Linked DNA regions of Homo sapiens: region 2 is linked to region 1. A link is a loop called in an ENCODE intact Hi-C map of the cell type or tissue named here. Cell type or tissue: CD4-positive, alpha-beta T cell. All regions are shown on one strand. Each heading gives the region's core, and the rest is flanking DNA. Links, peaks and the distances in the headings are about the cores only.

What was found. A loop is a pair of places that touch in the nucleus more often than their neighbours do. Peaks named below come from ENCODE experiments on the same cell type or tissue, not always from the same donor. Only the 100,000 strongest peaks of a DNase experiment are listed, where the experiment ranks them.
Region 2: it touches region 1 in a loop (2.2-fold over the local background); 8 of 110 quality-filtered maps call a loop at or near these places.

The regions. Positions count from the first base shown.
Region 1 is chr15:34,365,488-34,371,642 of GRCh38, reverse strand. It overlaps LPCAT4 (lysophosphatidylcholine acyltransferase 4), which reads left to right and starts at 4,447. Exons shown (of 14, transcript NM_153613.3): 1 at 4,447-4,656; 2 at 5,942-6,084. The coding sequence starts at 4,543. RefSeq lists enhancers at 1,888-1,947, 3,403-3,692, 3,292-4,287 and silencers at 4,063-4,112, 4,243-4,702, 4,823-4,872, 4,953-5,042. In CD4-positive, alpha-beta T cell, for the core only: CTCF peaks have their summits at 3,734 and 3,939 (motif pointing right); DNase peaks (open chromatin) are centred at 3,992, 4,332 and 5,212; H3K4me3 peaks cover 3,009 bases; H3K27ac peaks cover 2,464 bases.
Region 2 is chr15:34,303,676-34,309,999 of GRCh38, reverse strand. All of the region lies in intron 2 of SLC12A6 (solute carrier family 12 member 6), which reads left to right. Among named protein-coding and RNA genes, the nearest start is that of SLC12A6, 31 kb to the left of the region's middle. In CD4-positive, alpha-beta T cell, for the core only: no CTCF peak of the experiment used is centred there; no DNase peak of the experiment used is centred there.

The DNA.
Region 1 (6,155 bases), core at 1,156-6,155:
TAGGGCTTCAACATATGAACTGGGGGAAGAGAGACACAAACATTCAGTTCATAACAGAAATAAATCTTGTCCTAGTGTGGTGGCTCACACCTGTAATCCTAGCACTTTGGGAGGCTGAGGCAGAAGGACTGCTTGAGACCAGGAGTTCCAGACCAGTCTGGTCAACATAGTGAGACCCTATCTCTATTAAAAAGAAATGAAAATAAGATTAATAAAATTAAAAATTTAAAAAGGACGGGCCACCAGTAGTGGCTCACACCTGTAATCCCAGCACTTTGGGAGGCTGAGGCAGAATGATTGCTTGAGCCCAGGAGTTTAAGACGAACAAAGCAAGACCCTGCCTCTATTTAAAAGAAGAAGGAGGAGGAGAAGGAGGTGGGGGGAGGAGAAGGAGATGGGAGGGGGAGGAGAGGGGGAGAAGGAGAAGGAAGAGGAGATGGGGGAAGAGGAGTAGGAGAGGTAGGAAGTGGGGGAAGAGAAGGAGGAGGAAGGGAAGGGGAGAAGAGGAAGAGGAGGAGGGGAGGAGGGGAGGAGAGGGAGGATGAGGAGGAGGAAGAGGAGGAGGGGAGGAGAGGGAGGATGAGGAGGAGAAGAGGAGGAAAAGGAGGAGGAGAGAAAGGAGAGAGGGGACGGAGAGGAGGAGGAGGAGAAGAAGAAAAGACGGAAGAAGGAAGAAGAGGAGGGAGGGGGAGGGGGAGGAGGAGAAGGGAAGTGAGGAAGGAGAGGAGGGGAGGAGAGGGAGGATGAGGAGAAGAGGAGGAAAAGGAGGAGGGGGAAAGGAGGAGGGAGGGGATGAAGAGGAGGAGGAGAAGAAAGAAGGAAGAAGGAAGAAGAGGGAGGGGGAAGGGGAGGAGGAGAAGGGAAAGGAGGAGGAAGAAGGGGAGGAGGAGGTGAAGGAGGAAGAGAAGAAGAAAAAGAAGAAAAGAATGCTGAGAATGCTGACTGCCTTCTTTGAGGCTATAAAACATGGGAGGTTGGGAGGGAGTCTAGACAGAAGTAACTTCTGGCTTCTGTCTGGTTCCCCCTTCCAACAGAAGATTAATGGTATCCAATAATCCAGAATTCCATTGATATGTCATTGTCTCCAGTACTCCCAGGTAATGGTGACTGATACAGATACAGGGGTCAGGTGGAGGAGAAACCTGTCTAGCCTGGTGGATATTTTCAAGGGAGTGACAGATGCTACCAGAGATGATCAATTTCTCAACGTTATTCTTTACAACTGGGTTGCCCCTTCTCAGACTGCCTGCAGAAAGGCCATCATAATAGTTTGGTGAGGGGCTAGAAAAAGGGGAAATGTGGATGCTTTCATGACTCATTCATAGAAATGAACTTCTTAGTTCATCCTGGATGACTGACACCGGCAAATATTTGATTATCAAAACTCTACCCCTGTAGTTGGGTTTTCATAGTATTTATTGCTCTTGAAGAGCACCAAAAATTTTCATTCTGAATTTGATGTATTTTGAGATGACTGTTCAGAAAGCCTGCAAAGCTGTCTTTTGTGGGGGAGATCTGCATCTGCAGAGAATCTGCATCGATGCAGAAAGGCTTTCTCTGGTGCTCTCCCTTGTCCAGATTTAGGAAAGATTAACTGAGAGTCTGACATCTTAAAAGGTCTAACAGAAACCTTTACCACCTATTCCTTCTAAAGGCTACTGTCTGTGAGATTTCATTTGTTCACCAAGACCGTCTTTGCTGGCCAGGCCTCTTCTTCTCCCCCTCCCATAACCTGTCTTGCCACCATAACCTGTTTTGCCCAGATGCAAGCTCTCATTCTTTCTGTAACCTCAAGGTGGTATAAAAGCAACCATTGGGCATTTCTTTGAGTTTTTATATTTTGTATGACTCCCACACACATGCGTGCATCAAATAAAATTTGTAGGAGACCGGACCCAGTGGCTCACACCTGTAATCCCAGCACTTTGGGAGGCCGAGGCGGGCGGATCACCTGAGGTCAGGAGTTCAAGACCAGCCTGCCTAACATGGCGAAACTCTGTCTCTACTAGAAATACCAAAAAAAAAAAAAAAAAATTAGCCAGGCATGGCGACGTGCACCTGCAGTCCCAGCTACTCAGGAGGCTGAGGCAGGAGAATCGCGTGACCCGGGAAGTGGAGGTTGCAGTGAGCTGAGATCGTGCCACTGCACTCCAGCCTGAGCGACAGAGCGAGACTCCGTCTCAAAAAAAAAAAAAAAAAAAAAAATGCGTAGGCCTCTTTTCCCTTTAATCTATGTAATCAGTTTGTTTTATAGACTCAAATTATCAAACATTCAAGGGAAAAATTTAAACTTCCCTACACTCTCATCTTTCCCTGTCTCCCACCTTATGAACATTATCTTAGTCCTTAAACCTCCTTCTAGGCTGGGCGTGGTGGCTCACGCCTGTAATCCCAGCACTTTGGCAGAGGCAAGTGGATCACCTGAGGTCATGAGTTCGAAACCAGCCTGGCCAACATGGTGAAACCCCATCTCTACTAAAAATACAAAAAAAAAAAAAAAAAAAATTAGCCAGGCATGGTGGCAGGCACCTGTAATCCCAGCTGCTCAGGTGGCTGAGGCAGGAGAATCGCTTGACCCGGGAGGCGGAGGATACAGTGAACCGAGATTGTGCCATTGCACTCCAGCCTGTGCAACAAAAGTGAAACTCCATCTCAAAAAGAAAAAAAAAAAACCGCCAGGTGCGGTGGCTCACGCCTGTAATCCCAGCACTTTGGGAGGCTGAGGCGAGTGGATCATGAGGTGAGGAGTTCGAGACCAGCCTAACCAATATGATGAAACCCCGTCTCTACTAAAAATACAAAAATTAGCCGGGTGTGGTGGTGCCCGCCTATAATCCTAGCTACTCAGGAGGCTGAGGCAGGAGAATTGCTTGGAGCCGGGAGACGGAGGTTGCAGCGAGCTGAGATCACGCCATTGCACTCCAGCCTGGGCAACAGAGCAAGAGCGCGACTCCGTCCCAAAACAACAACAACAAAAGACAAACACACACACACACACACACACACACACACACACACACACACACACAAACTTCTCCCCAAAGGCAAGGCAAGGGAGACTAATACATGCAGTTGTACTTTCTCGGTTCTGGTGAGAAAGCTGAAATCATCTGCTTAAAAAAAAAAGGTTTGGGTTGTACATGGCGGCTCACTACCTGTAGTCCCAACAGTTTGGAAGGCCGAGGTGGGAGGCTCACTTGAGGCTAGGAGTTCGAGACCAGCCTGGGCAATATAGCGAGACCCTATCTATACAAAAATAAAATGTGGAAATGATGTATTTGTGTTGGGACCTCTGTGTTATATACAAAAACATCCCAGTGCAGCTCCTTGGTCTCAGTAGGATGCATGAGCCTTCAACCCTCTCAGCCTGGGCTCAGAAAATTTCCTGGAGCAGATTAATTTGGAGTTTGGTTTAAAGGAGAAGCCAGTGGCGGCAAACACTCTTGGTTATGAGAGGTCTCTTTTTCTTTCACTTTCTTCCTTCAGCTCCCCTAACTGCCATGCAATGGGCAGAAGACATAAAGTGAACTTAAGGCGTATTCTTTCCTCAAGCAATGAGACTCTTACCCCTTTTGTCATGGCAATGGATCTCAGAGTCCACTTAATTCCCTGGTCCCTGATCTCAAACGATGGCCTGAGGCTAAACAATTTGTTTTCTAGGGTAGCTTGGAGCTTGTGGGTGAGGGGAATTACTACTGTGTCCTCTGCGTTCACCCAGAGAGTGACAGAGATCAGGAACCACTGCCTCTCCCCTGCCAGACCTTGTCGGGCTCATGGGAAGCACATGCGTCAGTGTACTAGGGATTCCTGGCGCCTCAAGGGTTCAAGCAACCCTCACACCAGTAAAGGCGGCCCTGCCTAGCACAGGCAGGACGCGGAGGTGGAGAGTTGCGGGGCGCCATGCAGCCGCCAGAGGACGCAAGTGCCTCAAGTCCCCGCGCGATGGCGCCCCACGGACCGGGAAGGAAAGGTGGTCCGCCTGCGAGGAGGCGCGGACCGGGCCAAGGAGCCCATAGGAAGAGCGGGGCGCCGCCTCACCCGCGAGCTGCCGGCCTCTGCATCCGGCCCACCTGTCCCTCCCTGCCTACCAACCCAAGAGCCTCACCCCGATCTGCGCTTGCTGGGTGACCTCGACGCCCGGGCGGGGACAGAGGGCGCTCTGAGCTCTGCGCTCAGCTCCCAGACCCACTCCCACTCCGAGGCGGAGGCCAGGTCTTCAGAGAGGAACGACGGAGGCGCAGAAGCCCAGGGGCAGCCCGCTCCAGCCCTGGCAGCCGCGGAACAATGGCCCGAGCGGCTGCGGGCGCCGCGGCGGGCGCGGAGGAGCAGGGGCGCCAGGGCGCTGGAAGCCCCGCCCCTCGGCCGGCGCCCTGACAACGCGGGCGGGCTGGGCTGCGCCGCCTGCTCCCCGCCCCTCGGCCGCCTGCACCGGGCGGGGCCCGGGCCAGAGCGCCGCCGCCGCCGCTGCTGCAGCAGCAGCTGCTCTGCAGAGTGGTGGCCGGGGCCAGGGCCGGGGTGCCCTCCCTCCCACCTTCTCCCGCCATGAGCCAGGGAAGTCCGGGGGACTGGGCCCCCCTAGATCCCACCCCCGGACCCCCAGCATCCCCCAACCCCTTCGTGCATGAGTTACATCTCTCTCGCCTCCAGAGGGTTAAGGTAATGTGTGGGGAGCGGGCGTCGGAAGGACCCGTGAGGATAGGAAAATGGGGCCATTTGAGCCCTGGCAAAGGTGGGCTTGGGGATCCACGAGAAGGAGATGGCTGAGAGGCTTGCGGAGCGGGAGTCCGGGGGTGCGCACGTGGGGGCGGCCGCGGTTGGGCAAGGAGTCCTGGAGAGGACGCTGCGGGCTTGGGCGATAGACAAGCTCGAAGATGTGGAAAAACTGAGTAGGTGGGGATGGAGGGCTGCAGGGGACCCTGGGGTTGGAGAGATGAAGGACGCTGGGGAATGCGGATTACATTCTGCAGAGCCTGATGGCTAGGATGGAGTTAGAGTCTACGGGAAGCCGGGGGTGGGGGCGGGGGCGGGGGCGTGCCGAGTATTCCTCCGAGGCATGACTTAGAGGGAAGACGTTTCTGGGCCGGGAGCCTGCGACCCTGTGCCCTTCCTACACTCCCTCTTCCCACTCCCTCCAACCCCCCTCCACCCCGCACTGCAGCACCTCCCGGTGGGGGCAGGGAGGCTGAGAGGGAGGTTGGCTACAGGAAGTGGAGGGCCGCGCCAGCCTAGGGGAGCTGGGAGGTGGTGTGGGGAGGGAGTGTCCAAGGTTTCTGCTGTCATCACCTCCCCGGAGGCAGGCTCCAGGGGCTAGGTTTGCTTACCTGCTTCTTCCCCAAGGCAGCCTATGGAGTCATCCTGGCTCCTGGCAGCCTCTCTCCCTTGCAGAGTGGGGCCGAGCTCTTGTCTCCCATATCCCCCGGTACTCTAAGATTGCTGTTGAGCAGTGTCAGAAAATGACCTCGGGTCTGAAAACTGGACCTCTGGCTGTTTACAGCCCTCTGCCTCCTAGGCCCAAAGTGGAAAGATCTGTGCACCTGGTTTCTGTTGGGCATAGGAGCTATTTATGGAATAAGATGTGGGGGAGGAGGACCTGTCTCTAACCTACTGTACATCAAGCACAGCGCCCTGCACTTTCGCATGCATTCTTATTAAATCCTCTAAGTGCTAGATGCTTTTTATGGCTTTCGGTTTTATAAATGGGGTAGGGACCAACTGAAAGACAGGAAAATAAGGCCCTTGATGCCATTAATCTTTTATCCTCTTGCCCTCATTGGTATCTTCATCCCACCTTGGGTCCCAGTCCCCTCTCCTGTTCCCACACCACCTGTCACATGCAAGGGATGATGGCTGTCTGCTCCTGGGTCTATGCTTTGTGGAAGAAGGATGCTGTGGAGGGAGCATATCCAAGCTCTAAAGTGGCATTCTCTCCCACCCTTTGCAGTTCTGCCTCCTGGGGGCATTGCTGGCCCCCATCCGAGTGCTTCTGGCCTTTATCGTCCTCTTTCTCCTCTGGCCCTTTGCCTGGCTTCAAGTGGCCGGTCTTAGTGAGGAGCAGCTTCAGGAGCCAATTACAGGATGGAGGAAGTAAGTGAGGGATCAGCCCCCAGAGACCCTACTTCTCTTCCCTGCTGTCTATTCGGCTCCCTCTTTGAGAA
Region 2 (6,324 bases), core at 409-5,408, 61 kb after region 1:
CTCTTTTTATTCACTAACATTAAAATAGATTGAAATAGACAACTAAAGAGCTTCTCTGTGTCAATAAAAATCTTTTCTATAGTGATTGAAAAGCCTTTTATTTTCTAGTCCTTTTAACAATTCATGGGAGGCTTTTACCAGCCTAACTAACGGAAATTTAGATCTGCACGCTTTAAAATCTCAGGATCAAAGCTTTATCCTTTTTTTAAGTTGGCTCTGTGAGGCATGTTTTCCTGCCTCCTTCCCCAACCCGCAGTATCCAGCCATTGTCAGAAAGACTAATACCTCTCTGAAATATCTTCCCAATTCTGTTTACTATATCTAAGACCTTAATATAAGAATACAAATTTGATTCCTTTCAGATTTTTACATTTTAAAACTTTGTTTAGATTGTGACCCTTCTTTCTCATATTACAATCTCAGACACTTTGATTTCTTATTTGAGCACTGTTATCATCGGCTTTTTAGAATCTCTCACTTCCAAAATTTTTCTAGCTTAGTATACCAACCTTCTGTCAACTGTCTGCTACTTTTGCCCCACAAGAGATACACCAGATTTCAACTGATTTAATTCTATAAAGATAAAAATTGCTATAAAATATGCATATTGCTTAATTTTTAAATTCTATAGTCAAAGCAATATTTAGGAATATAAAAATATATTAAGTGTAATTTTAGTGTATTATAAAATATTCAAAAGATTTTTAAATTTCGGGCTGAATTTAGACATATGGCATAGGTTAACAAATTGATTATAAGCTGGTAAATTTAAAGAATCGAGAATTTCTTGCTTTGGCCAGGCTGAAAGAGGAAACAATTTTACCCAGAAAATGTCATCAACATTTCAGTAAAAATACCAACTACCATTGTTGAGCATGGTGAGTAGCAGAGCCAGTGTTCAAACCAGGCACTGGTTTGTGGCTTATTTAATCCTCACAACAATCAGGACAGGTAACCATTATCACCATGTTAAAAATGAGGAAAGTGAGGTGCCAAAAAATTAGGAAGATTATTTAAGTGACAGATTTGGAATTCAAAATAAGGGCTGTGTAGCTCTAAAGCCATTATTTTTCGCCACACCACGCTGTTTCTACTTTAAACATATATGTAATTATTTGTGTTTTCTGAACTAGGCTGCTCTGTTTTTTCAGTAGTTACTAGTTCTTCTTAAGCTCTATTATCTTCATGGATTTAACAAAATTAATTGAAAGTTAACTGCTTCTTCTACCGTTTTGTTTTGGATTGCTTTTTTATTTCGCATAGAGTATTTACAAATGTAGAATATTCTTTCAAATGGCACTAAAAATTGAGAAATCTGAACTTGACTTAATCCAACAATCTGGTTTGTTTTTTTTTTTTTTTTTTTTTTGTCAGGTGGACAGTGTCTGGCTTCCTTGCTCAGGCTGAAGTGCAGTGGAGTGGTCTCGGCTCACTGCAACCTCCGCCTCCCAGGTTCAGGCAATTCTCCTGTCTCAGACTCCAGAGTAGCTGGGATTACAGACATGCACCACCATGCCCGGCTAATTTTCATATTCTTAGTAGAGACAGGGTTTCACCATGTTGGCCAGGCTGGTCTTAAACTCCTGACCTCAAGTGATCCACCCACCTCAGTCTCCCAAAGTGCTGGGATTACAGGCATGAGCCACCGTGCCCAACCCTTAATCCAACAGTCTTTAGTAGCTCTCCACTCCTCACATTTCTAGGAAGATGCAATTATCAGCGAGATAGAAATAAGAGACTTAACAATTCGCAGGAGACTTGTACCAGTCTAACTAATGGAAATTTAGATCTGCATGCTTAAAGACTAAGGGTTAGTGATGGAAAAAAATGGGCATATGGAGCAAGTGAAATAATTGAATTTTAATATCACTGAAGGTAGGTAAGATATTTTTAATATATTAAGAAAAATTATATTTCATTTTCATGGAAATGAAGCTGAGTAAAAACTAAATTCTTTCTAGAGAAAAATACTAATATAGGTAGAATATAGACATGGCAAAGATTAAATATGGTACATAAATAACAAATGATTTTAATAAATTCTAAAGCCTCATATGGTAAATTAGATCTCATTTATTTTCCTGTATTCTTTCCATCAACATGTAACCTTTTGTGACAGAAGATTCTGATGGTTATATTAGAAACAGTGAACCTATAGTAAAAGCCCTAAAAGTTGTCTCCATCTTCCCCTTACTTCATTGCCTTCGTTCATATTTTTTTCTTCATCTCAACTTTCTTCTCTTCTGCTGTTTCCTGCCTACAGTAAAAAAAATTACATATACCCACATTCAGTTTCATTACTTCAAGACCAAGTTCATACTTATTTCCTCCAAGATGACTTTCCTAATCTTCTACTCCAACTTTGATTATATCATTAATTGGTATTAATGGGTGGACATGGTGACTCATGCCTATAATCCCAACACTTTGAGAGATGGAGGCTGTAGACCAGGAGTTTGAGACCAGCCTGAGAACATAGTGAGACCTCATCTTCAATTTTAAAAATAAAAGAAAAATGTAAAAAACAAAGAAAAATAATTGGTATTTATCAGCAGTCAAATATTCTTGCAGTAACACTGTAATTATATTTTATCTCTTCACCTGTATTGAGGGTGAGACATAGTGTTTTAATATTTTTCTGAAAATTACATATTTTATTTTTTATTGTGGAAATTTCAAATTCGGAAAAGTTTAGTGAACTTCCTGTTCATGTCTGTTACCTGTAGGTATTCTTCTTTATTTTTTAGATATGCTTTATATTTAGGGATGTCAATCCCTTTGGGAAATAAATTCCAAATGTTTTTCCCCATCGGTATTTTTTTATCGAGGTGCAGTTGACATAAAGTTAACTGTACATCTTTAAGGTGTATATTTTGTTGATGAATTTTGACATTTATATGCCCATGAAATAATTATAATGAAGATAGTGAACATTTTCGTCACCCCCAGAAGTTTCTTTGTGCCCTTTATGCCCCACTCACCTAATTCCTTGGTCCCTAGGCAACCACTGTTCTCTTTTTCTGTCACCAAATTAGTTTGCATTTCCTAGAATTTTATATAAATGTAATCATACAGTATGTACTCCTTTTGGTCTGACTGCTTTTATATAACAATTATTTTCAGAGTCCATCTAATCAGTTTCCTTTAATTTTGACTTCCATTAAGATCTTCCTTATTTCTTAAATTTTTTCTTCAGAACTTAATACTTAGGGCAGTAGTTGAAAACAATGCAGTCCACAGATGTTTGGACTTTACAGTGGCACTTTAAATTTTTGACTTACATGCCAAGATTTTAATGCTTTTAGGATTAGTCTGTAAACAGGACTGACTTTTCAGAGTGAGTTCTGGGAAGGTGGCTACTTGAATATCTCACTATCCCTCCATTCCTGCTTCCAGCCTGTATCTGTCAATCTTGAGTGAAGTGGCTCCTGGATCTGATGAACAGTTGGTGCAATTGAGGCCATGGGCTGTGTGAGAACTCTGTCAGGGAGAGTTGGTACAGGACTTTTCCTCTAGACAAGAGCCTGGAAAATCTCAGGATAAGCATAAGAATGGCAAATCCAGGAAAGAACTTGGTTTGGTAGATATCCATGAATTCCTGGAGGGAAGGAGAAAAGGAAAGAGCCATGGGTCTGAGATCTTCCCATCCCTGTGGCTGGCATATGTAAGGAGACCTGAGAGCAGGGAGGCTTCCTCCTGGGCCTCCACAAGGGCTGGTGGCTTGCCTGCTGCAGCACTGCCTACCCACAGGGGTAGAGACTGCTTTGCCTTTCCATTTTCTTGAGACTGCTACCGCTTGTGGTCCTCCAACAACTAAATCTCATCCCCCATGAGGTGACAAAGATAAACAACCCATCTGGGGAAGCCAGGCAACCTGAAAGAGAAAAACCACTTAGAATAAACAATATATTGAGTTAGCTAAATAGAAATGCTGGAGGAGGCTGGGCACGGTGGCTCACGCCTGTAATCCCAGCACTTTGGTAGGCCGAGGCGGGCGGATCACGAGGTCAGGAGATCGAGACCATCCTGGCTAACATGGGGAAACCCCATCTCTACTAAAAAAAGATACAAAAAATTAGCCGGGCGCGGTGGTGGGCGCCTGTAGTCCCAGTTACTCAGGAGGTTGAAGCAGGAGAATCACTTGAACCCAGGAGGCAGAGGTTGCAGTGAGCCGAGATCGCGCCACTCCCTTTAGCCTGGGTGACAGAGCGAGACTCCATCTTTAAAAAAAAAAAAAAAATGCTGGAGGAGAGAGAAACTTGAACATGAAAATAATAATGGGCCACATTTAAGACTTTATGGAACAAAAAATGTGATTTTTCCACCTAAATAATTATTATCACCTGACTCCATTTATCCTCACACACTTATTTTTTTTAAAACTATCTCTGCTAGAGTGTAAGCACCAGGAGAACAGGAACTTTTTTGTCTTGTATTCACTGCTAATCTGTTGTCAACTCTAATACCTAGAACACTGTCTTACACATAGTAGGCGCCCGAAACATAATTATTGAATAAAGGAATGAATGAGTATGAACAATTATTGACCTGGAAGATCAAGTAAAATAAATATTTCAAAGCATGGAGCCAAAAAAAAAATACAAAAAAAAAAAACTTTTAAAAAAGAGACCTATTGGATCGATTCAGGACACCTAACATGGCTAATACAAGTTCCAGAAGAAGAAAAAGGAACAAATGGAGAAGGAATAATTAAACAACATAAAATTATTTCCTGAGCTAAAGACTTCAGTGTGCAGAATGAAGTTCTGGGGGAGATCAGTGATGAAAAACACATACATAGGGATATCCTTGTAAAATTTTTGAGCTCCAAGGATTCACCTTGGAGGCTTCCAGATAGAACAGGTTGCACCTATCAAGTAACAGACTGGAATCAGAATTCTAATTCACAACACTGGAAACTAGGAGATGGTAGAAGAGTATTTACAGATTGGGGATTTCACAATCCCAAATCCCTATTTCCCTTGAAGATATTTCTCCCCTATGAGGGGAAACATGTTACAACTATACAAAAATTTCAAGGATATAATACCCACTTAACTCCTCTGAGAAAATTCAAGAAGGGGTTTTAGCCAAATAACAAGTGACCTAGAACAGAGATCACATGATGAAAGGGATAGAAATAATGGAAAATGACAGACTCTTTGGGAATGTATTATGTAAATGCTAAGTAAGGTTTTTAACCAAAGGATGCATAGTTCAGAGAACAATAATATTTACAATGTGATAAGTAAGTCAGGGCAGAACCTCAAAACTGTGGGAACAAAAGGAAGTAACAGCTTTCCAATTAAGGTGAGGAGAGGAAAAAGCACCAATATGTACATGAAAAGATGCTCAACATCATTAGTTATTAAAGAAATACACATCAAAACCAAAATGAGGTACAGTTTTTTCACACTCACTGGGATGGCTATAAACAAAAAGACAGATATCAAGTGTTGGAAAGGATGTGAAGTATTGAAACTCTCATCTGCTACTAGTGACAATGTAAAATAGTACAACTACTTTGGAAAACAATTTGACAGTTTCTTAAAAAGTTAAACATAGAATTACCATATGTCCCAGTAATTAAGTGTATTTCCACACAAAAACTTGTACAGGAATGTTTATAGCAGCATTATAAATAATAGCTAATAAAGAAGTAACAGCCCAAATGTCCTCCAGCTGACAAATGAATAGATAAAATGTGATATAGCCATATAATGGAATATTATTTGGCAATAAAAACAAAGTACTGATTCCTGCTATAACATGTGTGAAGCTTGAAAATGCAAGTTAAGGAATCTAGTTGCAAAAAACCCCAAACACATACTGTATGATTCCATTCGTAGGAAATGTCCAGAATAGGTAAATTTATAGAGGCAGAAGTTAGATTAATGGTCGTTTAGTCTGGATAGGGTTGGGGAGAGTGAGATGGGGATTAGCCTGCTGATGGGTAGAGGGTTTCTTTTAGTGGGGAGACAAAAATGTAAAATTAGATTGTGGTGACAGCTACACAACAGTGTGACTATATTAAGAAACACTGAACACTTTGAGTGAATTATATGGTGTTGTCTTAGTATGTTTCATGCTGCTATAACAATACCACAGACTGGGTAATTTATAATGAATTGAAATTTATTGACTCGTGGTTCTGGAGGCTGGAAAGTCCAAGACCAAGGTGCCAGCATCTGCTGAGGGCCTTCTTGCTGCATCTTCCCATGGCAGAGGGCAGAGAGGGTAAGAGGGAGTGAGAGAGAAGGGGACCAAACTCCCTATTTTGTTACAAACTCTCTTGATAATGACATTAATCCATTGTTGAGGGTG